Linked DNA regions of Homo sapiens: region 1 is linked to region 2. Evidence: read pairs that join two places in POLR2A ChIA-PET (ENCODE). Cell type or tissue: GM12878. All regions are shown on one strand. Links, peaks and the distances in the headings refer to the core of each region. The heading gives the core; the rest is flanking DNA.

Region 1 (15,647 bases), core at 8,551-11,050, 66 kb before region 2:
TCCAATCCTTTCCTATCAGGGACTTGACTTTGGCTTTGGTGATGTGTTAGGGCTGCCCATATTCCATCTTTCTTGCACCTCTGCAACTCTTACAATTAGAATCTGGGTCTTATTCTCAGCAATGTCTGCCTTATTGCTGCAGAAGATGAGGGTCTCTCATTGTTGCTTTGGAGGCCTTCTGGCTTTTGTTGTATGTCCTGAATTGATAGCTGGCTATCTGACTCTGCCATTTTTTTTTTCTTATCTCTTCTTTTTTTTTGAGACAGAGTCTCCCTCTGTCACCCAGGCTGGAGTGCAATGGCCCGATCTCAGCTCACTGCAACCTCCACCTCCCAGGCTCGAGTGATTTTTGTGCCTCAGCCTCCTGAGTAGCTGGGATTACAGGCACCTGCCAGATATCCAACTAATTTTTGTATTTTAGTAGAGATGGGGTTTCACCATGTTGGCTAGGCTGGTCTTGAATTCCTGGTTCTGCCAGGATCTGCCCACCTTGGCCTCCCAAAGTACTGGGATTACAGGTGTGAGCCACTGCACACAGAGTCTGCCATTTTTTTCTTCCAGTCTTCCAAAGCAGTTAACAAAAACCAGCTAACTCCATAGTCCTTATAATTACCACAGCTCCCACACTGTTCACATCTAGAGCTACTGCATAGTTCAATGTTTCCTCTTCCACTTATACTTCATTTCAACCAACCACAGGTAAGAGTGTCAATATGATGCTACTGCACACCAGGCCAGGGTTGTTAAGCCCCCTATTTACCACCAGCAATGGAATCCTTGTTGGCTTCTGACTGGTAATTGATATATTCCAGAAACTCAATTGGATGGAGTTGTGGGGGAGGTCCCCTTCTTTCTACTGTCACTCCTGGTACCAATTTTCTTAATTTGATTTTCTCTAAAAGCAGAGCTTGAAACAAGGACTTGTGTGCAGTAGTTTATTTTAGATGTGATTTTAAGGAGCAGGTGTCAGGGAACAGAGTGAGTCAGGGAAGAAGGAAAAGCCAGGATAAGGGTACATTGCCAAGTTTGCTGCTGTGGGCAATGGGGGCTCAATTTGTCCAGGCTCTCCCGGGAAGTTTAAGAATGTCTACCAGCCGGGCACGGTGGCTCACGCCTGTAATCCTAGCATTTTGGGAGGCCGAGGCGGGTGGATTGCCTGAGCTCAGGAGTTCGAGACCAGCCTAGGCAACACAGTGAAACCTGTGTCTACTAAACCACAAAAAATTTGCCAGGCGTGGCAGCGCGCGTCTGTAGTCCCAGCTACTCGGGAGGCTGAGGCAGAAGAATCGCTAGAACACGGGAGGCGGAGGTTGCAGTGAGCCGAGATTGCACCACTGCACTACAGCCTGAGCGACAGAGTGAGACTCTGTCTCTTAAAAAAAAAAAAGAAAATCTGGGACCTCCTCCCTCTTTCTCAGGTAGCTGAGGCATGAGAACCACCTCTAGGAGGCAGAGGTTGCAGTGAGCCAAAAAGGTGCCACTGCACTCCGGCCTGGCAACACAGCAAGATTCCGTCTCAACAACAACAAAAAAGTTCCGTTTTAGGCCAGATGCGGTGGCTCACGCCTGTAATCCCAGCAATTTGGGAGGCCAAGGCAGGTCAATCACGAGGTTAGGAGATTGAGACCATCCTGGCTAACACGGTGAAACCTCGTCTCCACTAAAAAAAAAATACAAAAAATTAGCCGGGTGGTGACGGGCACCTGTAGTCCCAGCTACTCGGGAGGCTGAGGTGGGAGAATGGCATGAACCCGGGAGGCAGAGCTTGCAGTGAGCCGAGATCACACCACTGCACTCCAGCCTGTGCGACAGAGTGAGACTCAATCTCAAAAAAAAAAAAAAAAAAAAAGTTCTGTTTTAGACATGCTACATTGGAGATGTCTATTCACTTCCTAATGGAAGTAGTGGTTAGCAGTTGGATGTAAGAGTCAGAAGTTTTAGCCAGGCGTGGTGGCGCATGCCTGTAATCCCAGCCACTCAAGAGGCTGAATCAGGAGAATCGTTTGAACCTGGGAGACGGAGGTTGCGGTGAGCCAAGATCAGGCCATTGCACTCCAGCCTGGGCGACAGAGCGAGACTCTGTCTCAAAAAAAAAAAAAAAAAAAAAAAAAAAGAAGTTCAAGGGAGAAGTCATGCCTGAAGATAAAAAATGTTTATTTTATTTATTTATTTATTTATTTATTTATTTATTTATTTTGAGATGGAGTCTTCCTCTGTCGCCCAGGCTGGAGTGCAGTGGTGTGATCTCGGCTCACTGCAAGCTCCAACTCCCGGGTTCATGCCATTCTCCTGCCTCAGCCTCCCGAGTAGCTGGGACCACAGGCGCCTGCCACCAGGCCCAGCTAATTTTTTGTATTTTTAGTAGAGATGGGGTTTCACCGTGTTAGCCAGGATGGTCTCGATCTCCTGACCTTGTGATCCTCCCACCTTGGCCTCCCAAAGCGCTGGGATTACAGGCGTGAGCCACCGCGCCCTGCCATTTTATTTTTTATTTTATTTAGCAATCTCAAAAGCTCACAGAGATATAAATTTAAACTGATGAGACTGGATGTGCTTACTTAGGGAGTGAGTGTGAATAAAGGTGTTGTGAGGACTGAGCTCTTGGGCATTCCAAAGTTTACAGTTTGGGAAAATGAGCATTACTGTCCAGTATCTCCTCCTCTTCCACATGCCATAGTCTTCCCATCTCCATTTACTCATCCTTTCATCCATCAGACAAATCATTACACAGCATGTACTACATACCAGGCACTGTGCTAGGCTCTGTGGATACAGTGGGGAAAAACGAGCAAATGCCTGGTATAAGGGAGCTTAAACTAAAGTGGGGAGAGACAAATAATGACAAGCAAGCTGATAAGTGAACGAGATGTCCTTTTCAGGGTTCAAATCCAGACAAATCCATGTAACTTAATCACAAAGGGCTTTAGGGACTCACAAAATCATGGCTCTGGAGTTAGGCCATCCCTGCCATTATCTGCACTACCAAAGTGACTGAGCCTGGCCAGAGGAACTTAAACCAAGACTGAGCAGCAAGGGAAGCAGAGAGGGGTGGGTCTGAGCTCTCTGGCCTTTGAATGGTAGGAGTGAAGGTGGGAGGAGTGAACACTGAGCAAGTCAATCCATAATGCCAGCTACACAGGCTGATTACTGACTGTTTTTAGTGTCACTGAGGAAATGGATGGGGTGATGAGAGTGACTGGGGGTGAAGGGGTCTTTTAGAGAGGGAGTTAAGGATGTCCTCTTTGAAGAATTCAGGTAGCATGCTCAACACCCATTCTACTACAAATGATTACTTTAAACCAGTGAATCAACAGCAATCTCATTCCTCTTGCCAGTGACTGTTTCAGGGGTGAGCATGTCTACTGGACACCCATGTGCATCTCTTCAGGTCCTTTTCACCACACCTAGCTCATAGTTCATCCATTGACCTGCTCTGGCACAGTCCCCAACAAAGTCCAGGTACAGGTGCAGATACAGCTGTGACCTCACGGTGCTGTGTGCCTTTTACCCTCTGTCTTGGGTCTTCTCTGTTGCTGCCACAACTTAGAATCTGGGAATCCACGGAGTGCCCTCGCATGAACAACCCAGAAGTGCAGGGAGAGTTAATGCTCCTTAGGGGAACCTTTGACCAATGTAGGGTGGAAGCCATGGATAGGTACTTTCCCCAGGATTCCCCAGGACATACCATCCTGAGGCATATTTCATGTAGCTTCCCAGCAGCCCCATAGGTTAGAGCAACCAAACACTTTTAGCCCTGGCCAACCGGAAATCATTGCTTTGTTGCTATCTGCTTCTCTGCTTTGCTCCTCTACCCTCCTTCCTGATTCCCAGGATCGCTCTTCCCAGTAAAATACCGACACACCCCCTTTGTCTCAGGCTCTGTTTTCTGGGAACTGGAGGCTAAAGCAGCATGTGACTCATTCTTACTAGTGACAGTAAAGGGGAGGAGTGTTGTGGTGAGAGGCATTTGGTAAAGATTTCCTTGTTCTTGCAAAGATGATACAAAACGAGATTGTCTCTTTTGCCCCCTTTGAACTTTGTTTTGCCTGGACATGACACTGGTGTATTAGTTGGTTCTCACACTGCTATAAAGAACTCCTTGAGACTGGGTAATTTATAAAGCAAAGAAGTTTAATTGGCTCATGGTTCTGCAGGCTGGGCAGGAAGCGTGGCTGTGGAGGTCTCAGGAAACTTAAAATCATGTTGGAAGGTGGTGAGGAAGCAGGGTCATCTTACATGGCAGGAGCAAGAGGAAGCAAGCGAAGGGGAAGGTGCTACATACCTTCTTTTCTTTTCTTTTTTTTTTTTTTGTTTGAGACGGAGTTTCGCTCTTGTTGCCCAGGCTGGAGTGCAATGGCATGATCTCGGCTCACTGCAACCTCCGCCTCCTGGGTTCAAGCGATTCTCCTGCCTCAGCCTCCCCAGTAGCTGGGATTACAGGCACCTGCCACCACACCCGGCTAATTTTTGTATGTTTAGTAGAGACAGGGTTTCACCACGTTGGTCAGGCTGGTCTCGAACTCCTGACCTCAGGTGATCTGCCCGCCTTGGCCTCCCAAAGTGCTGGGATTACAGGCATGAGCCACCACACCCGGCCAGCTACACACTTCTAAACAACAAGATTTCATGAGCACTCACTATCACGAGAACAGCAAGGGGGAAACCCGCCCCCATGATCCAATCACCTTCTACCAGGTAACTCCTCCAACACTGGGGATTACAATTTGACATGATATTTGGGCAGGGACAGAAATCCAAACCATATCAGTTGGGAACACTTGCAGCAGTGGAAAGTGTCCTCATTGATGGGATCCATCGGGTTGTCAGAAGGAAACAGAACAAACTCAAACAGGGAAATGCAGGAGAGTTTAGTAAAGGGCCTATTTGCCAGGGTTTGGGCATAGCTAAGGGAGATCAACAGGGAATGCTGAGCAGTGTGCTGGGGCTATGAACAGCAGAGAGCCACTGCCGCTCTCAGGCCTGGGGGCTGAGGGAAGGGGAGAAGTGAGCAGAATCCAGAAAGAGCAGTTAAAAAGTGAGGGAGCCCGGAATGGTGGCTCACGCCTGTAATCCCAGCACTTTGGGAGGCCAAGGTGGGCAGATCACCTGAGGTCGGGAGTTCGAGACCAGCCTGACCAACATGGAGAAACCCTGTCTCTACTAAAAATACAAAATTAGGTTTGGTGGCACGTGCCTGTAACCCTAGCTACTCGGGAGGCTGAGGCAGGAGAATTGCTTGAACCTGGGAGGCGGAAGTTGCGGGGAGCTGAGATTGTGCCATTGCACTCCAGCCTGGGCAACAAAAGTGAAACTCTAACTCAAAAAAAGAAAAATAAACAAATTAGCCGGGTGTGGTGGCTGGTGCCTGTAATCCCAGCTTCTTGGGAAGCTGAGGCACAAGAACCTCTTGAACCCGGGAAGCAGAGGTTGCAATGAGCTAAGATTGCGCCACTGCACTCCAGCCTGGGCAACAGAGCAAGACTCAGTTGCTGTCTCAAAAAATAAAATTTTTTTTAAAAGTGAGGCGGCCAATCAGCAGTAACCTGGCAGGGAGCAGTCCAAAGGAGTAAATAATCTGACCTCACTCTCCTCTTGCCCTCTGACCTCTGTCTGTTGATGCTGTTCTTGAGGGTCAGCATCTTGGGGCCCAGGGCAGGGTGGAAAGGGTGAAAAGTGAATTTAAAGGGGCAAATGGAAAATCAGCCCCACTGATTCAGGAGGAGGCGTTCAAGTTGATATCATCGTGTAATTAATTATTGAAATGACTAGGTTTTTTTTTTGTTTGTTTTTGTTTTTGGAAACAGAGTCTTACTCTATTGCCCAGGCTGGAGTGCAGAGGCACGATCTCAGCTCACTGTAACCTCTGCCTCCTGTGTTCATGCAATTCTCCTGCCTCTGCCTTCCAAGTAGCTAGGATTACTAGTGTGCACCAACACACCCGGTTAATTTTTGTATTTTTAGTAGAGACAGGGTTTCACCATGTTGGTCAGGCTGGTCTTGAACTCCTAGCCTCAAGTGATCTACCCACCTCCACCTCCCAAAGTGCTGGGATTACAGGCATGAGCCACTGTGCCTGGTCAACAACTAGGTATTTTGTTATCCTCTGTCAATCCAGATAAGGAAACTGAGACAAAATTAATATAGAGAGTGATTTGGGCCACGGTTGAGGATTATAGCTTGGAAAACACTGAGAAGTGCTCAAAGAGAGGCTTGAGTTTTTAAAGAGGATTAATCAGGAGAGGGGGCGATTACAAAAGTTGAGTTTCAAGGATGCTCACTGGGTTAAAGAAATAACACTGATTAGTGACTAGCTGTACACTGTTGAGTTATAGCAAGTGAATTACAGTGTCCATTGTGTGGTGTTTTATGGCTACTTGGCATCAGTCAGTCTAGAGCCCACACAGCAAGTGGCTTCCAGAGCTGATTACTTAGCTGGAGGGGGAGTGAGACGTGACTGCTGTCACATTTCCATGCCTTTCTGGGCCTGATAATTTAAAGAGGGCTCACAGCCCGGAAAACACTGGGAAGTGCTCCAGAGAACCAAGGAGAGGCTCAAGTTTTTAAAGAAAACAGGATGAAAAGTTGCTTTTCTTTTTTTTTTTTTGGAAACAGGGTCTCACTCTGTTGCCCAGGCTGGAATGCAGTGGCATGATCTCACCTCACTGCAACTTCTGCTTCCCGGGTTCAAGTAATTCTCCTGCCCCAGCCTCCCATGTAAGCTGGGACTACAAGTACCTACCACCATGCCCGGCTAATTGTGTGGTTTTTATTTATTTATTTATTTGGCTCTGTTGCCCAGACTGGAGTGCAGTGGCACAATCTCGGCTCACTGCAACCTCCGCCTTCTGGGTTCAGTGATTCTCCTGCCTCAGCCTCCCAAGTAGCTGAGATTACAGGCACGCACCACCACTCCTGGCTAATTTTTGTATTTTTAGTAGAGACAGGGTTTCACCATGTTGGCCAGGCTGGTCTTGAACTCCTGACCTCAGGTGATCCACCCGCCTCAGCCTCCCAAAGTGTTGGGATTACAGGCATGAGCTACTGTGCCCGGCCAACACCCGGCTAACTGTTTGTATTTTTAGTAGAGATGGGGTTTCACCATATTGGTAGACTGGTCTTGAACTCCTGACCTCAAATGATCCACACGTCTCAGCCTCCCAAAGTGCTGGGATTACAGGTGTGAGCCACCATGCCTGGCTGAAAAGTTGCTTTTCTTTCTCATCTCATTTAATAGATGAAGTGAAGTGCCACAGGTTGGGTTTTCTGGGAGCAGATGCTGGGGTGGAGAGAGGAGTACCAAATGTGTCTGTGGGGTGAGCGCTGGCCAAGGAAGAAGGGAAGCACATCGGGAAGGGGTCCAGAGATTGTGATGCTGACCTGACAAGGGCTCTGCCAGCCCAGTGGGAAGCCCCAGAGCAAGGCAGTCCAACATTAGGCAGAAGTGGCCAGGCCCTGGCACCACAGCCCTGCCTAGTCGGTGGCTGGGAACCAACCCAAGAAGCGTGTGATCCCAGCTCAGAAGCTGAAACAAGGCTTCTCCAAAATCCAAAAATAGAATTACCATATTATTCAGCAATCCCACTTCTGAGTCTATATCCAAAGAAAATGAAATCAGTATCTCAAGAAGATATCTGTATCCCATGTTTATTGCAGCATTACTCACAATAGCCAAGTTATGGAGTTAACATAAGTGTCTGTATTAGTCAGGGTTTCTCCAGAGGGACAGAGGCAATAAGATATATATGAAAGGGGATTTATTAGAGGGAACTGGGTCACGCAATTACAGAGGCAAAGTCCTACAAGGGGCTGTCTGCAAGCTGGAGAACCAGAGAAGCCAGTACTGAGGCTCAGTCCAAATTTAACAGACTCAGAACCAGCCAAGCAAACAGTGCAGCCTCCAGTCTGAGACCAAAGGCCTCAGAGCCCCCACGAGGCTGCTGGTGCAAGTTCCAGATTCCAAGAGCTGAAGAACCTGGAGTCTTGTTTTCCAAGGGCAGGAGGAGATAGAGGCAGCCAGCTCCAGGAGGGAGAGCATGAGCTGAGTATCCCCACTCTTCTGCCTGCTTTGTCCTAGTGGTGGAATGGGGTCGGGGGTGGGCAGCAGATGGGATGGTGCCCACCCACACTGAGGGCGGGTCTTCCTCTCTCAGTCCACTGAAGCATACATCAATCTCCTCTGGGCTGGACGCCATGGCTCACGCCTGTAATCCAGCACTTTGGGAGGCCGCGGGGGGTGGATCACCTGAGGTCAGGAGGTTGAGACCAGCCTGACCAACATGGTGAAACCCCATCTTTACTAAAAATACAAAAACTAGCCAGGCGCTGGGCGCGGTGGCTCACGCCTGTAATCCCAGCACTTTGGGAGGCCAAGGCGGGTGGATCAGGTCAGGAGATAGAGACCATGCTGGCTAACATGGTGAAACCCCGTCTCTACTAAAAATACAAAAAAATTAGCCGGGCGTGGTGGCGGGCGCCTGTAGTTCCAGCTACTCGGGAGGCTGAGGCAGGAGAATGGCGTGAACCCGGGAGACAGAGCTTGCAGTGAGCTGAGATCGTGCCACTGCACACCAGCCTGGGCGACAGAGTGAGACTCTGTCTCAAAAAAAAAAAAAAAAAAACTAGCCAGGCATGGTAGCAGGCACCTGTAATCCCAGCTACTTGGGAGGCTGAGACATGAGAATCACTTGAATCCAGGAGGCAAAGGTTGCAGTGAGCCAAGATCATGCCATTGCACTCCAACCTGGAGACACAGGGAGACTCTGTCTCAAAAAAAAAAAAAAAAAAAAAAAAAAAAACTCCTCTGAAAACACCCTCACAGGCGCATCCAGCAACAATGTTTCACCAGCCAACTAGGCATCCCTCAATCCAGTCAAGTTGACACCTAATACTACCCATGGCAAGTCCACTCCTTGTCAGCTTGGCATCCATAAACATCTCCTTAAACCATACTTAATCTCCTCAAGTAAAGACAGTGACAAGGTCATAATTCTGCCTAAATGAAACAATTACCCTGTGCACAACTGAAAACACACTAATCCGGTCTCCCAGAAGAGGAGGTAAAGTTCTTGAGTGATATTTACTGTGATTATTCCGTAACTTGAATAGTATGATGTAAAATTCACAATTCTTAGGCTGGGCTTGGTGGCTCATGCCTGTAATCCCAGCACTTTGGGAGGCTGAGGCGGGAAGCTCACTGGAGCCCAGGAGTTCAAGACCAGCCTGAGCAATATAGTAAGACCCCCGTCTCTACAAACGAATAATTAAAAAATTAGCCAGGCATGGTGGTATGTGCCTGTAGTCCCAGCTACTTAAGAGGCTAAGGCAGGAGAATCCCTTGAGCCCAGGAGTTCAGGGCTGCAACGAGTCATGATCGTGCCACTGCACTGCAGGCTGGGCAGCAGAGTGAGGCTTGGTCTCAAAAACAAAAGCAAACCAAAAAACCATCCATATATTTCAACATTTTTTTTTTTTTGATATGCAGTCTCACTCTGTCACACAAGCTGGAATGCAGTGGCGCAATCTTGGCTCACTGCAGCCTCTGCCTTCCCTGTTCAAGTGATTCTCCTGTCTCGGCCTCCGGAGTAGCTGGATTACAGGCGCCTGCCACCACGCCTGGCTAATTTTTGTATTTTTAGTAGAGACGGGCTTTCACCATATTGGCCAGGCTGGTCTCCTGGCCTCAGGTGATCCTCCTGCCTCAGTCTCCCAATGTGCTGGGATTAGAGGTGTGAGCCACCGCAGCCAGCCAACTTTTTTTTTTTTTTTTTTTTTTTTTAGATAGAGTTTTGCTCTTTTGCCCAGGCTGGAGTGCAGTGGCGTGATCTCGGTTCATTGCAACCTCCGCCTCCTGGGTTCAAGTGATTCTCCTGTCTCAGCCTCCCAAGTAGCTGGGACTACAGGTGCGCACCACCACACCCAGCTAATTTTAGTATTTTTAATAGAGACGGGGTTTTACCATGTTGGCCAGCATGGTCTTGATCTCTTGACCTTGTGATCCCCCTGCCTCAGCCTCCCAAAGTGCTGAGATTATAGGCGTGAGCCACCGCGCCCAGCCTAATTTTTGTATTCTTAGTAGAGATGGGGTTTCACCATGTTTGCCAGGCTAGTCTTGAACTCCTGACCTCAGGTGATCCCCCCGCCTCAGCCTCCCAAAATGCTGGGATTACAGGTATGAGCCACTGCGCCCGGCCTCATTTCAACTTTTTGATCATTGAAAAAAAATCTTAAATTAATAAATAAATTAATAATTAATGAATCCTGCAAAGTATTGCCACCTACCCAGTGCTGCAACTGCAACTTCAAAAGGCCATTCCACCATTCTATTAAGCCAGCTGCTTCAGGATGGTGGGGGACATGGTAGCACCAGCGAATTCCATGAGCATGAGCCCACTACCTTACTTATTTGACTGTCAAGTGGGTTCCTTGGTCAGAAGCAATGCTGTGTAGAATACCATAATGGTGGATAAGACATCCCACAAGCCCACACATGCTAGTTTTGCCAGAAGCATTGCGTGCAGGGCAGGTAAGTCCTTATTCAGAGTAAGTGTGTGTTCCAATAAGGACAAAACCCTACCCCTTCTATGATGGAAGTCGTCCAGCGTAATCAACCTGCCACCACGTAGCTGGCTGACCACACTGGGGAATGGCGTCCTAGTGGGGGCTCCCTGTAGGTCTTGGCTGCTGGCAGATTGGGCACTGAGTGGTGGCCATAGCCAGGTTGACCTTGGTGAGTGGAGCCCATGTTGCTGAGCCCATGCTTAACCTCCATCCCTGTCACCATGGTCACTTTGTTCATGAGCCCACTGGAGAATGACAGGGGTAGCTAGGGAAAGGGGCTGACTGGTATCCACAGAATGGTTCATCCTATGCACTTGATTATTAAAATTCTCCTCTGCTGAGGGCACCCTTTAGTGAGCATTCACATGGGACACAAATATCTTCACATCTTCGGCCCACTCCGAGCAGTCTATCCACATACATCTTTCCCAAATTTCTTTGCCACCAATTTTCCAATCATGTTTCTTCCAAGTCCCTCACCACCCGCCAATCCATGGACTACAGCCCATGAATCAGTATATAATTGCACATCTGGCTGTTTCTCCTTCCAAGCAAAGTGCCAGCCCAGCAGGAAGCTTCAGAGGAAAGCAGTCCAACATTAGGCAGAAATGGCTGGGCCCTGTACCACAGCTCTGCCTAGTCAGTGACTGGGAACCACCCCAAGAAGAGTGCAATCCCAGTTTAAAAGCTGAGGCAAGGTTCCTCCAAAAACTAAATACAGAATTACCATACTAGGCCGGGCGTGGTGGCTCACGTCTATAATCCCAGGACTTTGGGAGGCTGAGGCGGGAGGGTCACCTGAGGTCAGGAGTTTGAGACCAGCCTGGCCAACATGGTGAAACGCTGTCTCTACTAAAAATACAAAAATTAGCCAGGTGTGGTGGTGGGCACCTGTAATCCCAGCTACTGAGGAGGCTGAGGCAGGATAATTGCTTGAACCTGGAAGGCAGAGGTTGCAGTGAGCCGAGATCAGGCCACTGCACTCCATCCTGGGCAACAGAGCGAGACTCCCTCTCAAAAAAGAGGAAACAAAAATCAAAGGTCTGGTATTAATCTTTTCATTGTGTATAGTTCCCTGGTAGATGGTCTCAGATACTCCTGGGGAAGGCTAGAGGCAGATTCCCAGCCCGTACTTGTGGAATTGCAGGGTCCTTTCTTGCAGGTATCCAGCTTTTACTTCTTCCAGGACTTCTGGAACAAGGGCTGACTCAGGTTTGGAAATTGGGTGAGAGACTGTGCTCTCAATCACGGTGGCTAAAGTCAGATCTCTGTTGACCAAGCCTGAAGTTTTTCACGTACACACATCAAGTAGCAACTTAGTGGATGTGCTGTTTATATATTTTGGTTCCACAGACTCCATGGTCAATTAGCCAAATCAATCTCTGCAGATCAGACCATCTGGGTAACTCCACTGGCCCTGCCTATTACAATAACCACATTCACTCTCCTCCAGAAATTAAGTAAGTGCTGCAACTTGCTTTCTATCACTGCAGGCTCTACACATCCCCAGTGAAATGAGGAAGCCCACTTCAGCTGCTGCCGTCCCCGCTGGCAGCTCTCACCAGGGACTGTTCAGAGGCACCGGTATTTCCCTTCCCAGTGAATTTCTCAAAGTCTTGGTTTTCTGGGGGATCAACTTATGAGCAACCAAAAAAAATACAATGTTTACTACAAACTCTGTTAAGGGGTTATTTATTTTGAAAGCAACTGGGAGCCACTAAAATGTTTTTTGTGTTTTTTTAGATGGGGTCTTGCTCTGTTGCCCAGGATGGAGTGCAGTGGCACGATCTCGGCTCACTCCAACGTCTGCCTCCCAGGTTCAAGCCATTCTCCTGCCTCAGTCCCACCCCAGCTCCCTGTCCCTAGTGGCTGGGACTACAGACGTACGCCGTTTCATTCTGAAATGTGTCTCCCGGTCTCGGAGGTGGGGCCTGCTGGGAGGTGATCGGATCATGGCGGCAGATCCCTTATGAATGGTTTAGCACTATCCCCTTGGTGATGAGTGACTTCTCACTCAGTTACTTCACATGAGAGCTGCTTGTTTAAAAGTCTGGGACCTTGGCCAGGTGCGGTGGCTCACACTTGTAATCCTAGCATTTTGGGAAGACGAGGTGGGCGGATTGCCTAAGCTCAGGAGTTCGAGATCACCCTGGGCAACATGGTGAAACCCCATCTCTATTAAAATACAAAAAATTAGGCTGGGCGCAGTGGCTCACACCTGTAATCCCAGCACATTGGGAGGCCGAGACGGGTGGAACACAAGGTCAGGAGATCGAGACCATCTTGGCTAACATGGTGAAACCCTGTCTCTACTAAAAAGCACAAAAAATTAGCCGGGCATGGTGGCAGGCGCCTGTAGTCCCAGCTACTCAGGAAGCTGAGGCAGGAGAATCACTTGAACCTGGGAGGTAGAGCTTGCAGTGAGCCAAGATCACGCTACTGCACTCCAGCCTGGGTGACCGTGCAAGACTCCATCTCATAAATAAATAAATAAATAAATACAAAAAATCAGCTGGGTGTGATGGCACACACCTATAGTCCCAGCTACTCGGGAGGCTAAGGCAGGAGAATCACTTGAACCCAAGAGGCGGAGGTTGCAGTGAGTCAAGATCGCGCCACTGCACTCCAGCCTGAGCGACAGAGTGTGACTCTGTCTCCAAAAAAAAAAAAAAAAAAAAAAGTCTGGGACCTCCTCCCTCTCTCTTGCTCCCACTCTTGCCATGTGACGTGCCTGCTCCCCCTTTACCTTCTGCCATGATTGCAAGCTTTCTGAGGCCTCAGCAGAAACCAAGCAGATATCAGCAACATACTTCCTCTACAGCCTGCAGAACCATGAGCCAATTAAACCTCTTTTCTTTATAAATTACCCAGTCTCAGTTATTCCTTAACAGCAACACAAAAACAGCCTAACACATAAACCAAAAGCAACGCTGAAACTCCTGGGCAACTGAAGCGATTAATAATATCATCACGGCCTTGAAAAATTCTGGGGTGGTGATTTTATCAATTTCCCCTTCATTCTTCAGTTTGGCCAGTGAAGATGGCAGATGGGTCTCTGAGAGAATGACAGTGAATTACCATAAACTTAATTATGTGACAACGCCAACTGCAGCTGCTGTTTCAGATATGTTCTCATTGCGGGAGAAAATAAACACAGTCTCCCACACCTGGTATGCAGTTACTGAGCTGACAAATGCTATTTCTCTATTTCAAGAAGAAGAGGTCAGACACCCTGCTTTCATGCATCAGAGTCATCAATACACCTTTACCATCTTGCCTCGGGACTCCATTAACTCTTCTGCCAGTTCTCCAAACCTCAGACTTTAGCACATCCTCATTACACAAAACACAATGCTATTCCACTCTACTGACAACATTATGCTCCTAGGGCCTGGGAAGCAGAAAAGTGTAGGTATCCTAAATGTGACAGAAATGTCATGAAAACACAAAGGCCCAATTTCTCAGTAAAGGTTTTGGGGTCCAGTGTTCTGAACACGTCCCGATTTATCCTACAAAGTAAAGAACAGGCGGGGTGTGGTGGCTCACGCCTGTAATTCCAAATCTTTGGGAGGCCGAGTTGAGAGGATCACTTGAGCCTGGCAGTTCAAGACCAGCGTGGGCAACATAGTAAGACCTTGTCTCTACGAAAAATAAAAAATTAGCCGGGCATATGGTGGTGCATGCCTGTGGTCCCAGTTACTCAGAGGGCTGAGGTGAGGAGGACTGTTTGAGCTTGGGAGGTTGAGGCTGCAGTGAGCCATGATCATGCCACTGCCACTCCAGCTTGGATGACAGAGCAAGACTCTGTCTCCAAAAAAAAAAAAAAGTAAAGAACAGTTTACCTTACGTTACACCCACTACCACAAAAGAGGTGTGATTAGCCAGGTGCAGTGGCACACACCTGGGCACCAGCCCAGGAATTCGAGGCCTCAGTGTGCTATGATCACGCCTGTGAATCACACTACACTCCAGCCTGGGCATATAGCAAGATCCCATTCCTTAACAATTAAAAAGAGAGAGAGAGAGAGAAGTGATATTTCATGAGACTCTTTGGATTTGGGAGTCATTATATACTATTTGCTGTTCCAACCCATTTACTAGATGACCTAAAAGCTACCAGCTTTGGCCGGGCGCGGTGGCTCACGCCTATAATCCCAGCACTTTGGGAAGCCAAGGCGGGCGGATCATGAGGTCAGGAGATCGAGACCATCCTGTCTAACACGGTGAAACCCTGTCTCTACTAAAAATACAAAAAATTAGCTGGGCATTGTGGCAGGCGCCTGTAGTCCCAGCTACTCGGGAGGCTGAGGCAGGAGAATGCTGTGAACCCAGGAGGCAGAGCATGATGCAGGGAGCCAAGATCACGCCACTGCACTCCAGCCTGGGCAACAGAGTGAGACTCCGTCTCAAAAAAAATAAAATAAAATAAAAACAAACTACCAGCTTTGAGTGGAGCCCTGAGGAAGAGAAGGTGCTGCTACTTGATTCAAAAGGCCTTGCAGATCCAGTGAGGTGCTAAGGGTTTCTGTAGCAGGTGGGGAGAACCAGATAAAGCTAGGTCATCCACTTTCCCTGTGGGCACCACGCTTCTGTGATGTCTGAGACAGAATTGGACTTTTTTTTTTGCCTCCATCAAGTATTAGGAATCCCCATTAAGCACCAGTGGTCACCTCAGGCTATAGGCACTGGTCTGAAGTGCCTGTGTCCGAGGCTTGGTTTCACTTGCCAGAAATTGTAAGAGCTGCACAAGCTGCTTATGGTCTACTTTATTTATTTACTTATTTTTAATTTATTTATGAGACGGAGTTTCACTGTCGTTGCCCAGGCTAGAGTGCAATCGCATGATCTCTGCTCACTACAACCTCCGCCTCCTGGGTTCAATTCTCCTGCCTCAGCCTCCCAAGTAGCTGGGATTGCAGGCACCCGACACCACACCCGGCTATTTTTTGTATAGTAGAGACAGGGTTTCGCCATGTTGGCCAAGCTGGTCTCGAACTCCTAACCTCCAGTGATCCACCCGCCTTGGCCTCCCAAAGTGCTGGGATTACAGGCATGAGCCATTGTACCCAGCCTGGTCTACTTTCTTTAAA
Region 2 (15,647 bases), core at 8,286-10,785:
TTGGTGATTAGGCCTCCAGATGAAGCATATACACATGCACACACACACAAACAAAAACTTACCTATTATTAGTTCATTGGTCATGTGGAAGAATTTCTATAATTTAGATCTTTGTTTAAACATTTGTCTAATGGAAAGCATATGGGACCATGGAAGCTACTTAATAGCTATGTGACCTTGAGACAGTGTAAACTCCTGGGGCTCTGTCCTCATCAGTAAAGTGGAAATATACTTAATCTTGTTGGGGTGTGGTCAAGATAAAGTGAAATATATGTAAAGCTCATGAGTATTTAACAGATGTAGGCATTGTTTCCTGTTACTCCTTCCATTCTGTTTTTCAAATGACTGAGTAAAATCTCTTTGAGCATAACTAACTTTATTAAGTTTCTTTATTAAGATTATTTGGCCACATGCCCCAGAGATTGATGGTGAAATTTATTTTCCTTTCCTTATCAATTACAAACACTACTAGAAATTTATTCTTGTTCAGACTTTGGAATGAGAATTTTTTTTTTTTCAGAGAGAATTAAATGAGTTTGCTTTAGGCAGCTTTCTGAGAGCTGGCAGATTTGGATAGGAGTATTAGAATTGCTTTCATAGTGGAGTCCCCACCTGGAACATAGTTGGCAGGAGGAAGAAAGGTTATATAATCACATTCCTTATCAGATTTTCCGTAGAGTTTATTGTCTCCTGAAACACTCAAGGAAGTCCCTTACTCCTTTCCTTTCAATCAAGAAGCTGATTGTGGAATAGGAGATGAATAAATGAAAATTAATCTGACTTTAGCAATTTGAGAATGAAAAGAATGCTAACCACCAGGCATGTGGGCCTGTTTTAGCTTCCCAGGAACCTCCTCAGAGGGCATGACATGTTGGTTGTAAGCATTAAAACAAACAATCCCAACCCAAACTGTAGATGAAGCCTGGACTAAGTAAGGCAATTTAAAAGATTTTAGGTTGGTAATGGAATATAGAGATGATTTTCCCTGGCCAAAATCAGTTTTGATGTTTTGATTTTACTCATTTAAAATTCTTCTTGGTAAAAAATTATTCTCGATCAATCCATTCTTTCCAGAGTAACAAGAATGATCTTCTTAAAAACATAAATGGAATCACATCACTTCTCTGCTCAAAACTCTTACCTGCGGTGGTTTTTCCATTGTGCTTAGAATAATATCCAGATTTCATCCCATGACCTACAAGGTGCACACATACTGTATCTTTGCTGATCTCACCACCTCTTCTGGCATCCCACTCCCTTCAGTCGGCTGCACTGTCATCCGTTGGTCTTCAGTCCTTTCAACTTTCCTTATCACTATATCTAAAAAGTTGGCACTTTCTGCCCACAAAAGTCCCTTCTTTGCTGGTTTTATAACTTGGAGAAGTTTGAAATTGGTTTTCTGCTTGATGGCTTGCCTACTTACTTGTTTTTGTTTTCCTGTGCTGTTAGATTATAAACCCCATCAGAGCAGAGACCATGTTTTATCTTTTTTGTCTAGTATGTTAGCATATGGTGGGTATCTAATATTTGTTGAATGAGTGATGGTTTGCTAATTTTTCCTTTACAGACAAGTGGTTACTTCATAAAGAAATAGGCATTTGCTTGCTGGTCTTACAATCTGTAAGTGATAAAGGTTAACATGGGTCAAAAATAAATGATTCGTGTTTTGGGGTTTAATTTTTCAGAATTTAACTTAGATGGTAACTCCTCTGGGAAGCTTTTCCTGATAGGTCATAGATTAGTCTCTTCTTGTTTGGTTTATGGCACCACATACTTGCCTCATTCATTCAACGACAACAACAGACAGATTGCATTTATCTGTTTATCACTGTATCATCAGCACTTAGGTTGGTGCCTAAGTCAGCACATGGTGATCGTGCTGAATAGTATGTTCAGTGAGGAATAAGCGTTAGAATTTAGGTATCTCTTTTTTTTCCTTTTTTTGAGATGGAGTCTTGCTCTGTAACCTGGCTGGAGTGCAATGGCGCGATCTTGGCTCACTGCAACCTCCACCTCCCGAGTTCAAGCGATTCTCCTGCCTCAGCCTCCTGAGTAGCTGGGATTACAGGTGCATGCCACCACGCCCGGCTAATTTTTGTATTTTTAGTAGAGACGAGGTTTCACCATGTTGGTCATGCTGGTCTCAAACTCCTGACCTTGGAATCTGCCCACCTCGGTCTCCCAAAGTGCTGGGATTACAGGCATGAGCCACCGCGCTTGGCCAGTATTTAGGTATGTCTTAGGTAACTAACAGTTTTAGGGCCGGGTACGGTGGCTCACGCCTGTAATGTCAGCACTTTGGGAGGCCGAGGCGGGCGGGTTACGAGGTCAGGAGATTGAGACCATCCTGGCTAAGACAGTGAAACCCTGTCTCTACCAAAAATACAAAAAATTAGTCAGGTGTGGTGGCGGGCGCCTGTAGTCCCAGCTACTCAGGAGGCTGAGGCAGGAGAATGGCGTGAACCTGGGAGGCGGAGCTTGCAGTGAGCCGAGATGGTGCCACTGCACTCCAGCCTGGGCGACAGAGCAAGACTCTGTCTCAAAAAGAAAAAAAAAAAAAAGAAACTAACAGCTTTTACTCAGGTAGATTATGGAGATCACTGGTTCCAAGAATCACTTTGTTCTTTATCTGTTTTCCAAGTTCACCAGATCATGACATTAGTAAAATTTATTTTGAAATCTTTATTATGGAACATTTGAAACACATATAAAAACAAGGAGAATAATGCAATGAACCACCACCATGGGCCTGTCACCCAGTTTCAACAGTATTCAGGGGCTGGGTGCCGTGGCTTATGCCTATAATCCCAGCACTATGGAAGGCCAAGGTGGGAGGATCACTTGAGCCCAGGAGTTCAAGGACCAGCCTGGGCAACCTAGTGAGACCTCATCTCTATAAATTAAAAAAAAAAAAAGTAAAAAAAAAATTTTTTTTTTCAACATGTGACCAATCTTGTTTAATATTACTCCACACCTCCTCCTTCATATTTTAAAATAAAATTCAGACATTTTGCCATTTCATCTGTAAGTAATTCAGAATAATATAGTCGATTTAAACACTAGTTAACTCTTGGAAAAACCAGAAGCAAAAATTCCGTTTGTCTCCTTGAATCTCAGTGTAGATGCCGGCTGGTGAATTTCCATGTGCTAAGCCACTCCCAAGACCTGACTCACTATCAAAAGCATATACTCTATTGTAATTGCTGAAATAGCAGCAGTTTGTTAGAATATGTTATGGTAGTTAAGTATGTTTCTATTGGATAGAGAGAGGTTACCAATAAGAAAAAACTCCTATGTCAGAGATAAGTTTTTCCATTTGGAGATCTGATACTTTTTGATGTTGTAAATTACAGGCCTTTAAGATTTGTCTGGAAAATGAAAATGAAATGTGGTTTGTGGATTAATAGGGTAAATTCCTGTAGTTCTTTATGGGTGAATTCCTGAGAGTCATAATTAGCAGTAAAATGAAGAGCTGAAGTGTCAGAAGCCTCGGAGCTAGAAAGACTTCTCTAAGCCTAGGGAGGTAGACAGTTTAGAGCTTCGGCCAGAGGGAAAGTCACATGGCATTAGTAGTGATTATAGTTAGTTTTATTCTGGAAGTTAAAGTTGTAACCTAGACCTCTGTAAATAGCCTAGTGTGTACATAAAATTTTCTGGAGGAAGGGAAGGCACTATTTTTTCAGCAAATATTTTAAAGGATTAAGTACTGTCTTGTAAAAATTAGAGATTGGCACTGAGTGAATGGTTGGACTAGAACTGTGCTTTCTTGTGATGCCAGTTTTTTGTGAAGAAGAAATGAAGGGGGACAGAAATGATCATAATCACCTTTAACTATTGTTTTTTGAGATGGAGTCTCGCTCTGTCACCCAGGCTGGAGTGCAATAGTGTGATCTTGGCTCGCTGCAACCTCCACCTCCTGGGTTCAAGTGAATGTCCTGCCTCAGCCTCCTGAGTAACTGGGATTACAGGCACATGCCACCACGCCTCGCTAATTTTTTTTTTTTTTTTTTTTAAGTGGAGATGGGGTTTCACCATGTTGGCCAGGCTGGTCTTGAACTCTTGACCTCAGGTGATCCAACTACCTTGGCCTCCCAAAGTTCTGGGATTACAGGGGTGCCTTTAACTATTTTTTAAACCAACCACATAGGAGAGCAAGACCTTGATTCTAGGAGGCTACAAGTCCTAGCCCTGCTGTGACTGCAGCCTTACTTTCTCTTTATCCTGAATCACCACGATTCTTCTGTTTGTAATATTGGCAGATGGTGGATGTGGTGATCCCAAGTTCATTCTTGGCAACTTATTTTGAAAAATCTGCTGTTTTATTCTTCCTGCTATACTCCCATATCCCTTAGTTAACTCCTGTATTGAAGTACTTAGCACACATGACTTGAATAGGGATTTTGTCATAATCATTTGTGTTTCCTTAGCATCTAGCACATGGTCACTTGGAAAATATTTGTTGACACATGATGATCACTTTCCAATGCTGAGATGGTGTGATTTTGTGATTTCTCCAATGACCTTGACCTAGATTGTGATACTAGTGGTAGTCTTGTATAGGTCCCTCTCTGTGTTGTTCTTCTTCGTAGGTGCTTTGTTCTCAGGCTCTGGACCATTCTCTTGTTTTGGGACATTCCAGGGAACAGGAGAGAAAAATTTGCATTTAAAACAAAAGGAGTATGTTACATCGATGTTCCTCATTGCCAGGATCACTGGAATGTTCCAGTTGCTATCAGGATGAATTCACTGTTGGTAACAGATGCCAGGGACTCATTATATTTTTGTTATTCTTCCTCATTTACTGAGATTTGACCCCCTACCTCTGATTGTGATGGGAAAGGGATTTCAGTCTTGATCTTCAAGCTTTATATTATTTATTTAATTTTAATTTTTCATTGTTTTTAAAGAGACAAAGTCTTGCTCTGGTACTCAGGTGGATCACAGTGGCACATCCATGGCTCAGTGTAACCATACCCAGCTGATCTTCAGGCTTTAAAGGTTATGGCCAGTCATTCAGAATTAATCAGTATCAAACGATGAGTATTTTTTTTTGTCATCTATGTGATAACTGCTGAAATTAACTTATTATAAAACTAGGCTAGAGTCTAGGCTAAATTAAATTTGTGTTTTGTCAGCTACTATAAGACAGTAAAATGGAAGTATTAAAAAACATTATTTCGAAGTTGGGCATGGTGGCTCATGCCTGTAATCCCAGCACTTTAGGAGGTCAAGGCAGGAGGATCGCTTGAAGCTAGGAGTTTGACACCAGCCTGGGCAAAATAGACTCTGTCACTACAAAAATAAAAAATTAGCCAGGCATGGTGGCACATGCCTGTAGTCTGGCTCCTCTGAAGGCGGAGGCAGGGAGGAGCACTTGAGCCAAGGAGTTTGAGGTTGCATTGAGCTATAGATGTGCCACTGTGATCCAGTCTGCACAATAGAGCAAGACCATGTCTCAAAAAAACAAAAAAAAGTTCAAAAACTTAAAAATTGTAAAGTGGGTTTTGCTTTGCAGTTTCAAAAGGAAAGAGCTATATCTACTTCTCTGGAGCTACTATGTCTGAGTCTTAATAATGGTCAAACAGGAGATGCTTATTATGGGATGCTGGCAGATGAAGGGAAAACTGGGAACTTTATTATAGAGTTTGAAACTCTTCTTATAAGTGGACAGTTTGAGATTGTAGTTTTTTTGTTTTGTTTTGTTTTGCTTTTTTTGAGACGGAGTCTTGCTTTGTCACCCAGGCTGGAGTACAGTGGCACAATCTTGGCTCACTGCAACCTCCACCTTCCGGGTTCAAGCTATTCTGCCTCAGCCATCTGAGTAGCTGGGACTACAGGCGTGTGCCACCACGGCCGGCTAATTTTTGTATCTTTAGAAGAGACGGGGTTTCACTACGTTGGCCAGGCTGGTCTCGAACTCCTGACCTTGTGATCCGCCTGCCTCGGCCTCCCAAAGTTCTGGGATTACAGGCGTGAGCCACCAAGCCCAGCCAAGATTGTAGTTTTTTATTTTGTAAAGTATTGCATATGTTATGGTACCTTAATGAGCACATGAGCATGTTCGGTTGAATTCTGCATCTGGGTTGACCAGCAGGCTACATAGGCCTTCTTTATTTTCTCTCTCCCTTTTTAATATATACAGGTATTGCTTCCATTTTCCTCTTGTCACCTTAATCAAATATAATCTCAGCCTCTCAAAGTGCTGAGATTACAAGTGTGGGCCAGCATGCCCTGCCTTAACTGTTCTTTAAAATCTCTATGCACATCACACCGATAATCGGAAAGGAAAGATTTGTGGTGGATATGAAAGGCAGCAGAGTGTATTGCTTCTTGTAGGAGGTTATGGATATGCCTAGGAGCACAGTGGTTTCTCTTGACTCCTTTAAGACTCTTGGATCGCTTTAGTCATTACCAGCACTTTGCATGGATTCGCATTTCTGCCTCCCTTACTTGTTTCAGGGGGCCTAGTTTATTTAATCTTCTCTTTGGGTGCAGAAGAAAGAGCAAACAGAGGAATCAGGCAGAGAGAGATTAAGATTTTTTTCATAGGTGTTCAGTTTGAGGAGATATGTAACAATATCTGTTGAGGTGGACTGCTTAAAAACCACAATTCCAAAAAATCCCCACAGTTTATTCCTTTAACTGGAAATTGTTATTTTCCCTCTGCTTTTTTTTTTTTTGATAAGTCAAACCTCTAAATTGATTTTCTTTTGTCTTTCTTCCTTTTCCTTTTTCCCCTCTTCATTCCATTTTTGTTCCTTTCCCTTCACTTCTTTTTTTTTTTTTAAAGACACAGCGTGTCTCACTCTGTCGCTCAGGCTGGAGTGCAGTGGTGTAATCATAGCTCGCTGCGGCCTCAACCTCCCGGGGTCAAGCGATCCTCCTACCTCAGCCTCCTGAGTAGTTGGGACTTTAGGCAAACACCACCATGCCTGATTAATTTTTGTATTTTTTGTAGCGATGGGGTTTTGCCATATTGCCCAGTCTGGTCTCAAACTCCTGGGTTCAAGCAGTCCGCTCGCTTCTGCCTCTCCCAGAGTGTTGGAATTACAGGTGTGAGCCACTGTGCCTGGCAACTTTCCTTTTATCCTTTGCATTCTCTTCCCCTAAATTAAAATGGATTAGTGGCATTCTTTCCAAAGAAGTGCTTGTTTGAAAGAAGACCCAGAATTCTATGAAATTGCTTTTTTTCTTTGTGGGAAGTTTATTTTTTAGAAGATAAGGATAATGTCATCTTAGATTGTAAAAATTATTCTCATCCCCTTTGGAATGTAAGGAAATCTTTTAAAAGCTAAATTTCCACTGGAGAGTCTATGTGCGTATGTATTGAGCCAAAAGTATTGAAAATAATTGCTATAGTTTTCTAATGCCCAAGTTTTTTTTGTTTGTTTGAGACGGAGTTTCGTTCTTGTTGCCCAGGCTGAAGTGCAATGGCCCGATCTCGGCTCACTGCAACCTCCGCCTCCTGGGTTCAAGCGATTCTCCTGCCTCAGCCTCCTGAGTAGCTGGGATTACAGGCATGCACCACTATGCCCAGCTAATTTTTCTATTTTTAGTAGAGATGGGGTTTCTCCATGTTGGCCAGGCTAGTCTCGAACTCCCAACCTCAGGTGATCAGCCCGCCCCGGCCCCCCAAGGTTCTGGGATTACAGGTGTGAGCCACCACGCCCAGGTTTTTTTTTTTTTTTTTTTAGATGGAGTTTCCCTCTTGTTGCCCAGGCTGGAGTGCAGTGGCACAATCTTGACTCACCGCAACCTCCAGCCTCTGCCTCCCGGGTTCAAGCAGTTGTCCTGCCTCAGCCTCCCAAGTAGCTGGGATTATAGGCGTGCACTGCCACACCTGGCTATTTTTTTTTTTTTTTTAAAGTAGCGACGGAATTTCTCCATGTTGGTTAGGCTGAACTCCTGACCTCAGGTAATTCGCCCTCCTCAGCTTCCCAAAATACTGGAATTACAGGTGTGAGCCACTGTACCTGGCCTCTAATACCCAAGTTTTTAAGGAACAATATTTCCAATTTTGGGGGGGCACACACATCTAATTTTTAAAATCTTCCCAGTTAGGGAATGGATATTTAAACTTTTCTGTTGTAATTTCAAAAACAGTGTGTTTAGTAGTATGTAGTAGAATAAATACATTGTACTAGTAATCAGATTCTGGCTCATTTTTCTTTTATCAGATCACTGAACTCTTGTGCTGTAGTTCCCCAACTGAAAATGAAAATACTGGATGTGTTAGTTTCTGAGGTTCTTGTTATAAAAGTGTAGTTATTCTAGGTTTTATTGGCATTTCTCTAATGCTGATAAAAGATTAAGATAATTTTGCTTGTAATACTATTCATATAAAAATAGAATTCATTTCAATATAAAATGAGTTAGACTTGGATTCTAAAGGGGCTTAGTCAGTGAATGACTAAAACAACCTTTATATAAGATGGTCTCATGTAGCAATCAATTTCAAGATCCATTCTCTAGGAGGCTGGGGAGGGGCGGGGGAGGGAAACAACCACCAAAAAATAACATTGTCTGACAACTTTGAGCTAAAATCCAGGATCTTAATTTGAGATTAATGTAAGAAATCTGTCAGGTATTTTTAAAAAGTAACTCATCACTATTTAGGAGTTGACTTTTTCTGTTGTAGCTTTCATTGAAGGACTATTGTTTTAGTCATTCTCTCCTAAATTCCTTTTCCTGAGACTAAAAGATTGAGCTCATACCTTTGCATAACGATCTGGAGAGTATTTTAAACTTGGCATGTTCAAACCTGGCAGACTCGATTAATATGTGGACAAACTAGCACATTAGAACATTTTTTAAGTTCCAAGCCATAAATGTTTTAAATGAACATGGGCATGTATAAAATTAATACTTAAGCCTTCAAATAGCACAGACTTTCAAAATGCCTGTTGCCTTGGGTGACTGATTTTCAGTGAGGCTCTCGCTTACCCTACACATTTCTTCCTCTGCGTGAAGCAGTGCCAGGCACAGAGTCAGGAGAGGGTTTGCTCCTTTGGCGCTCTACTACCCTCTGCTTTCGGCAGAGAAAAGGCTGCTGTTTTACTTCTTAAACTCCTACCATATGGAAAGCTTCTAAAAATAAACTTTGGATTTGTATTGGACTTCTAAATTTGTAACCTTCTTTATCCATGACTAAAGCCAATGTAAATACCTTTAGCTACTCTACATACAAAGCTGTGGCACCGTTTTAGTAAGAAAGATCACCAACCATAATATTTAAATTATCAACTGAATTAGTTTACCTTTCATTTATGTCTTAGTTGGCATGGATAAGGACCTGGTTGTGTTGTCAAGCAAAAACTAGTTGGTGGTTTTTAGTGAATCCACTTTAATTTTTTGTTCATGAATTGTTGGTGTAATTACGTAGCAGACGTATTCGTGAGAATGTAGAAGTACACTAGCTTTTGACACAACAGATTGTTTAAATGGATCGTTATTCACTTTGTAAATTCTGGTCAGTTGGGCCTTCTATCAGCAAGTATATAATGAGCACCTGTTACTTGCCAGGCACTGCTAGGTCTTGCGAGATACAAAGTTGTATAAAAGATGATTCTTGTTCAGACAAGTAAGAGAGAAAGGAAGAAGAAAACCTGGGGACAACCAAATGTTTTAACTGTGTTAACAGAGAAATAGATGCTATGAGAGCATGAGAGCATGGAGGAGAGATGAGTAGAGTAATAGTTGGCTTTTTTTTTTTGAGACAGAGTCTCACTCTGTTGCCTAGGCTGCTGGAGTGCAGTGGTGTGATCTCGGCTCATTGCAACCTCCACCTCCCAGGTTCAAGTGATTCTCATGCCTCAGCCTCCCGAGTAGCTGGGATTACAGGTGTGTACCACCACTCCGAGCTATTTTTTTGTTGTTGTTGTTTTTGAGATGGAGTCTCGCTCTGTTACCCAGGCTAGAGTGCAGCAGTGTGATCTTGGCTCACTGCAGCTTCTGCCTCTCGGGTTCAAGGATTCTTGTGCGTCATCCTCCGAGTACCTGGGACTACAGGTACGTGCCACCACGCCCAGCTAATTTTTGTATTTTGTATTTAGTACAGACAGGGTTTCACCATGTTGGCCAGGCTGTTCTTGAACTCCTGACCTCAAGTGATCCGCCCGCCTTGGCCTCCCAAAGTGCTGGGATTACAGGCGTGAGTCACTGCGCCCAGCCTAATTTTTGCATTTTTAGTAGAGATGGGGCCAGGCTGGTCTTGAACTCCTGGCCTCAAGTGATCCTCCCACCCTGGCCTCCCGAAGTGCTGGCCTTTTCATAGGTGTTCAGTTTGAGGGTATATGTAACCATATCTGTTGAGGTGGACTGCTTAAAAACCACAATTCATTTATTTAATTGGGAATTGTTTCTCTCCCCTCCTTTTTTGATAACAGTCAAACCTCTAAATTTATTTTCTTTTATCTTTCTTTCTTCTTCCAACTGAGCTACGGCACTCAGCCTCAGTTGTATCTTAAATAATAAAAATTATTTACAACAGAGGCTATTTTTTTTTGAGTGCCAGGATTAATGTTACCCGCCAGGGAAAAGAGAACATTCTAGGTAGTAGGAGAAACAGTAGAACTATCAAAGACAGTATGTTCTAGGAGGAAGTTTGGTGTGGGTAATGGGGAGGAGGAGGGACATTAGTGGCCAGAGAGCAAAGGCTTGTGAGACTGGGTGGGATCAGATTATGAAAGGCTTCAGGGCCAGGGAGATGGGAGAATTATGTGATCCCAGGAGGTTGAGGCTGCAGTGAGCTGTGATCATGCCACTGCACTCTAGCCTGGGCAACAGAGTGAGACCTTATCTCAAAAAAAAAAAAAAAAAAAAAAAAAGACTTTAGATATACCATTGATTCTGTCTCTGTTATGTCTTTGTTCTCTTTTCCTTGCCTGGAAAGACTTTCTCCACTCTTTGCTGATCTAACTTATTTTTAAAGGTCCAGCTTTAGAGCATCTCTTACGTAAAGCCTTCCTCTCTTTTCCCCAGAGCTTGCTGATTTTTTACTGTGAATGATTGCACAAAGAGGCTGTATTATGCCTCATAATAAGGACTTCCATTTCTTGAACTGTTTTTGTTTTGTCTTATCTGTCCAGTTAGTTTCTCAACTCCTTAAGGGAAGAGAATGAATCCTCTTCAGCACCTGGTATTAGTGCTCATCACATTGTGAGGACTCAAGAAGTAAATGATGAATGTAGAACACTTATACATACAAACCATTATGATAACCCACCTACGGTGGTAGAGATTGCCTATGTTTATTTAAAAGGCATTTCTCGGCCGGGCGCGGTGGCTCACACCTGTAATCCCAGCACTTTGGGAGGCTGAGGCAGGTGGATCACGAGGTCAGGAGATCGAGACCATCCTGGCCAACATGGTGAAACCCCGTCTCCACTAAAATACAAAAAAAAATAGCCCGACGTAATGGTGCACACCTGTAGTCCCAGCCTACTTGGGAGTCTGAGGCAGGGGAATTGCTTCAACCTGGGAGTCGGAGGTTGCAGTGAGCTGAGATTGCGCCATTGCATTCCAGCCCGGCGACAGAGCGAGACTCCTTGTCCAAAAAAAAAAAAAAAAAAAAAGGCATTTATCAACACCAATAAGAGCAGTTTTCAGAGGTATAGGACAATTGTCATTTGGATATAAGGATATAAAATGAGTTAATAAAAACACTTGTCTCATAGAGTTGTTGTGAGAATTAGTTTTAATATTTAAGTACTTGCAACAGTATCTAGCATATAGGAAGTGCCCAATCAGTGTTACCTATTATTTAACTCCACTTACATGGGCCTTTTTTTTTTTTTTTTTTTTAACCAGTGACAGAACTCTTAACACTGTTGTGTGCATGGAGAGGATTGAAAGGAGATAAGAAACAGCTTCTTACCTTTGAAACCAAACGCCTTTTAGGAATGGGAAGAACTGTTTATATTGCATGAACTTTTATTTTTCTGTTTGTGTTGTAGTGATCGGAGGGTATGGTTGGCATGGAATTGAATTTCATCTGTCTGTGGGAATTGTAAGCAAGGTAGGTCCCAGATTTATTTACTCTTCCCTCCCTCCTTTCCTAATGTGGTCGTTAGTATCTTCAATTGTACTGACCTAGAATAGATCAGATTTGACTATTGTTTGGGGAAACATTATCTTTTTCAGTCTCACTCATCGTGCCTCCTGATGGTCTGTCCTGTGGTTTAATGTTGTGGACTACATCTAGTATCTCATTAGAATGTAGAGAATGCTAAGAAACAACATAACCAATGTAAAATTTTGGTGGTCCTAGAACAGAACCATGAATTTACACATGTACCCACCCACACATACCCCTACCTCTTTAATCCAGTCCTTGAGGGCAGAAGTTTTTGTGTTGGAGCCATTATGTAAACCAATTTAGGGTGGTGGGTAATGGTAGGCTAGCTTATTCTGATCACTCTAAAAATCAGTAGCCTGTGTGAATGGTAGACTAAATGCAACAAAGGACCTGACTAGACAGTAGCCAGGCCATTACTGGCAACTGTAAATTTTGTTACTGATGACAGGATCTGTCCATCTGTAACCACTAGAGTTTGATTTGACACAACATGCTTTGTTCCTATCTTAAGCTCCTGGGCCTGAACAAAAGTACACCAGATAGAGCTTTGGCTTATGTATCTGTCTTATGTCAGGTGCCTGCAAAAAGAGCTATAGATGGCAGTTCACGCAGCTCTGCAAAACTATTTCTGTCAGAATATTTCCTGTCAAGGTAAAGGCTACTGCTAGTTCATGTAGTTCTAGTTTTCTACCACCATAAGTATGTTGAGATTCCCGTTGCTTATTGGTACAGGAGACCTGGCTCAGTTGCAGAGTAAACTTGACAGTCAAAACGGAACTCCCCAACCAGGAATCCTGTAAACTTGTGTGTGGGGTTCTATGGGTTGATGTCAGTCTGGACTCTTGCTGCATCTACACTTAGCACAGGTTCTTGAGACTGGCTTTCTCTCAGTCACAAAGAAGAGATTAGTACATTGCTACAGGGAAAAACAGTGTAGCCACTTCCTATAGCAGAAGGAACATGGCCTTGGAATTGACGCTGCTGTCTAGGAAGGAGGAGGAGACGGTAGATTAAAGTTAAACTTCTGTAAATGAATCCTTTGTCATCATCTAGTGGTCTGAATTTTCTGGGTGTGATCTGTGTGGTCAGTAAATTATCTTTTTTCTATTGTTCTACTTTTATATTGGGGTAATAAACTATTCCATGGAAATACTGTGTGATAAAATTAATGGAAAGTAAAGAAAGGTACCAACTTTTATTGAATTCCTGCTGGAGTTAGGCATTGTACTGTAAATTTTCATGTATGTTCTTTTACTGAAATATATCAAGTTCATTGATATTACAGCTTTTCAAGTCTAGGTGAATAATATTGTGACTCAGTGTCTTGAACTATTTATAATAGCCATTTAGAGGAAATAGAATTTTGTAGTGTTTTATGTTACTTCATTTGTTTTCTGGAGAAGGAAAGAATAATTATATGAGTTAATTTTTTTCTTTTTTTGGGGGCTTGCTACTGATTAGCCAAAGGCAGGGTGGAGACTGGCGGGTTTGAAATTAGAGACACCTGTGCTGTTTTGGGAAGTTGAGGCTCTTGACCTAGGATTTGCTGAAGTTGGTGCAGGAGAGGTCAGTGTAGGTTAATATTTTCAGAGCTCAAAGCAAGTGTGGATTGGGGTTGTTTATAGGTGCAGTTTTGCTTGATCTCTGTATCTGCAAATGGAGTAAAAAAGTACAGTACTGCTGTTTTGGGAAACTTCTGCAAAAGTCCCTGAGCCAATGCAAATTAATTTTCTTCAAAAATACCAAGAAAATTCCCCATTTGGCTGTTTCACCTGGTTGAGGGAATTGACTCTTGTCATTATGCTTGTAAAGAAATTACCAGGCTGGGTGTGGTAGTTCATGCCTGTAATTCCAGCACTTTGGGCGGCTGAGGTGGATGAATTGCTTGAATCCAGGAGTTTGAAACCAGCCTGGGCAACATGGTGAAATCCTGTCTCTACAAAAAACACCAAAAAAAATTAGCCAGGCATGGTGACATGTGCCTGTAGTCCCATTTGCTAGAGAGGCTGAGGTGGGAGGATTGCTTGAGCCTGGGAGGTAGAGGCTGTAGTGAGGTGTGATTGCATCACTGCATTCCAGCCTGGGTGACAGAGTGAGACCCTGTCTCCAAAAAAAAAAAAAGAAAAAAAAAATGTCCACAGATTTTTTTTTTTTTTTAAGTTAAGAGACAGGGTCTTGATTTATTACCCAGGCTGGAGTGCAGTGTGGAACATTTACAGTTCACTGTAGCCTTGACCTCCTGGGTTCGAGTGATCCTTCTGCCTCAGCCTCCGGAGTAGCTAGGACTGCAGGTGTGTGCCACCACGCCTGGCTAATTAAAAAAAATAATTTTTTTTTTTTTTTTTTTGTAGAGACTGAGGTCTCACTGTGTTGTCCGGGTTGGTCTTGAACTCCTGGCCTCAAGTAATTCTCCTACCCCGGCCTCCCAAAGTGTTGGGATTTACAGGCATGAGCCACCATGCCTGGCCCACACATTCTTTTAAAACAATTATAAATTTGATTTTCTGTTTTTAAATTTTCTCTTGAAATTCTTCTCTCATGGGAGATACCATCTCTATGTCTTTCAGTCATGCAGTAATTGGGGGTCAGAATAAATTGTTCAGCTCTTTCCTAGGTGATATGCAATTAAACTGAAGTCTTCCTTCTCCTTTGGACTTGTGCATATATCTATGAAAGAAGAAAATCTGGTTAAGAGCAGCAGAATTACCTGGAGATACTATACTGTCCTTTCAAGGGCTGAAATGGACACATTAACATTTCTTAATCTATGCATTTTTCCATTTTTATTTTTCTGTCTATTGAATGAATTACTGTACTTTTCCTCTTGGCCACTTCCTTTTTATGGTTTAGTGAGATAAACTTAATATAATTTTTCCTTCTTTGTTGAACAAATGTTAGTTCTTTAAAAATAACTTTGAGGTATAATTTATATACTACAGAATTTACCTGTTTGAAGTGTACAGTTTATTTTTAGTAATTTTGTGGAGATGTGCAACCATTACCCCACTCCAGTATTACATTTCCAATACCCCAGAAAGATCCCTTGTAAACACCATTTTTAAACTTCCTTTGAAGTAAGGCGCACATTTTATTAAGTTCTGCATCGGATTTAATCTTCCACTCATGAAGTTTTCCACCACTCTGCGTATTGCACGTCTTCTTTCCTCCTCTTCTTTATATATTAGTTTCTTATTACTGGTCAAACATACCACTCTTTTGTTATTTTTATTACATTTTCTCAACACTTTTTAAAAAGTGTAACCTTGAAAAGAAGGGATTTAGCTTTTATTCAAAGTTATTTTTTTCTTTGAAAGTTGTTATCTTTTTTTTTTTTTTTGAGACGGAGTCTCGCTCTTTTGCCCAGGCCGGAGTGGAAAGTTGTTATTTTATAATGCCTCAGGCCTCTCAGTAAGAGCTCGTTATTATTTCTGGGTTTTCTGTTCACTTCATTTGCTATTTATTTATTTATTTATTTATTTTGAGACGGAGTCTCGCTCTGTCGCCAGGCTGGAGTGCAGTGGCGCGATCTCAGCTCACTGCAGCCTCCACCTCCCAGGTTCAAGCAATTCTC

Evidence for each region. Peaks named below come from ENCODE experiments on the same cell type or tissue, not always from the same donor. Only the 100,000 strongest peaks of a DNase experiment are listed, where the experiment ranks them.
Region 1: POLR2A ChIA-PET joins it to region 2 with 6 read pairs; 10 of 35 experiments call an interaction of 5 or more read pairs at or near these places.

What each region holds. Positions count from the first base shown.
Region 1 is chr22:40,657,369-40,673,015 of GRCh38, reverse strand. It overlaps LOC124905123 (a long non-coding RNA gene), which reads left to right. Exons shown (of 3, transcript XR_007068110.1): 3 at 12,051-13,423. Among named protein-coding and RNA genes, the nearest start is that of MCHR1, 14 kb to the left of the region's middle. RefSeq lists an enhancer at 7,682-8,197. In GM12878, for the core only: no CTCF peak of the experiment used is centred there; no DNase peak of the experiment used is centred there.
Region 2 is chr22:40,591,043-40,606,689 of GRCh38, reverse strand. It overlaps MRTFA (myocardin related transcription factor A), which reads left to right. Exons shown (of 15, transcript NM_020831.6): 2 at 11,955-12,016. Among named protein-coding and RNA genes, the nearest start is that of MRTFA, 38 kb to the left of the region's middle. RefSeq lists enhancers at 12,116-12,325, 12,906-13,105 and a silencer at 12,951-13,245. In GM12878, for the core only: a CTCF peak has its summit at 9,056; no DNase peak of the experiment used is centred there; H3K27ac peaks cover 494 bases.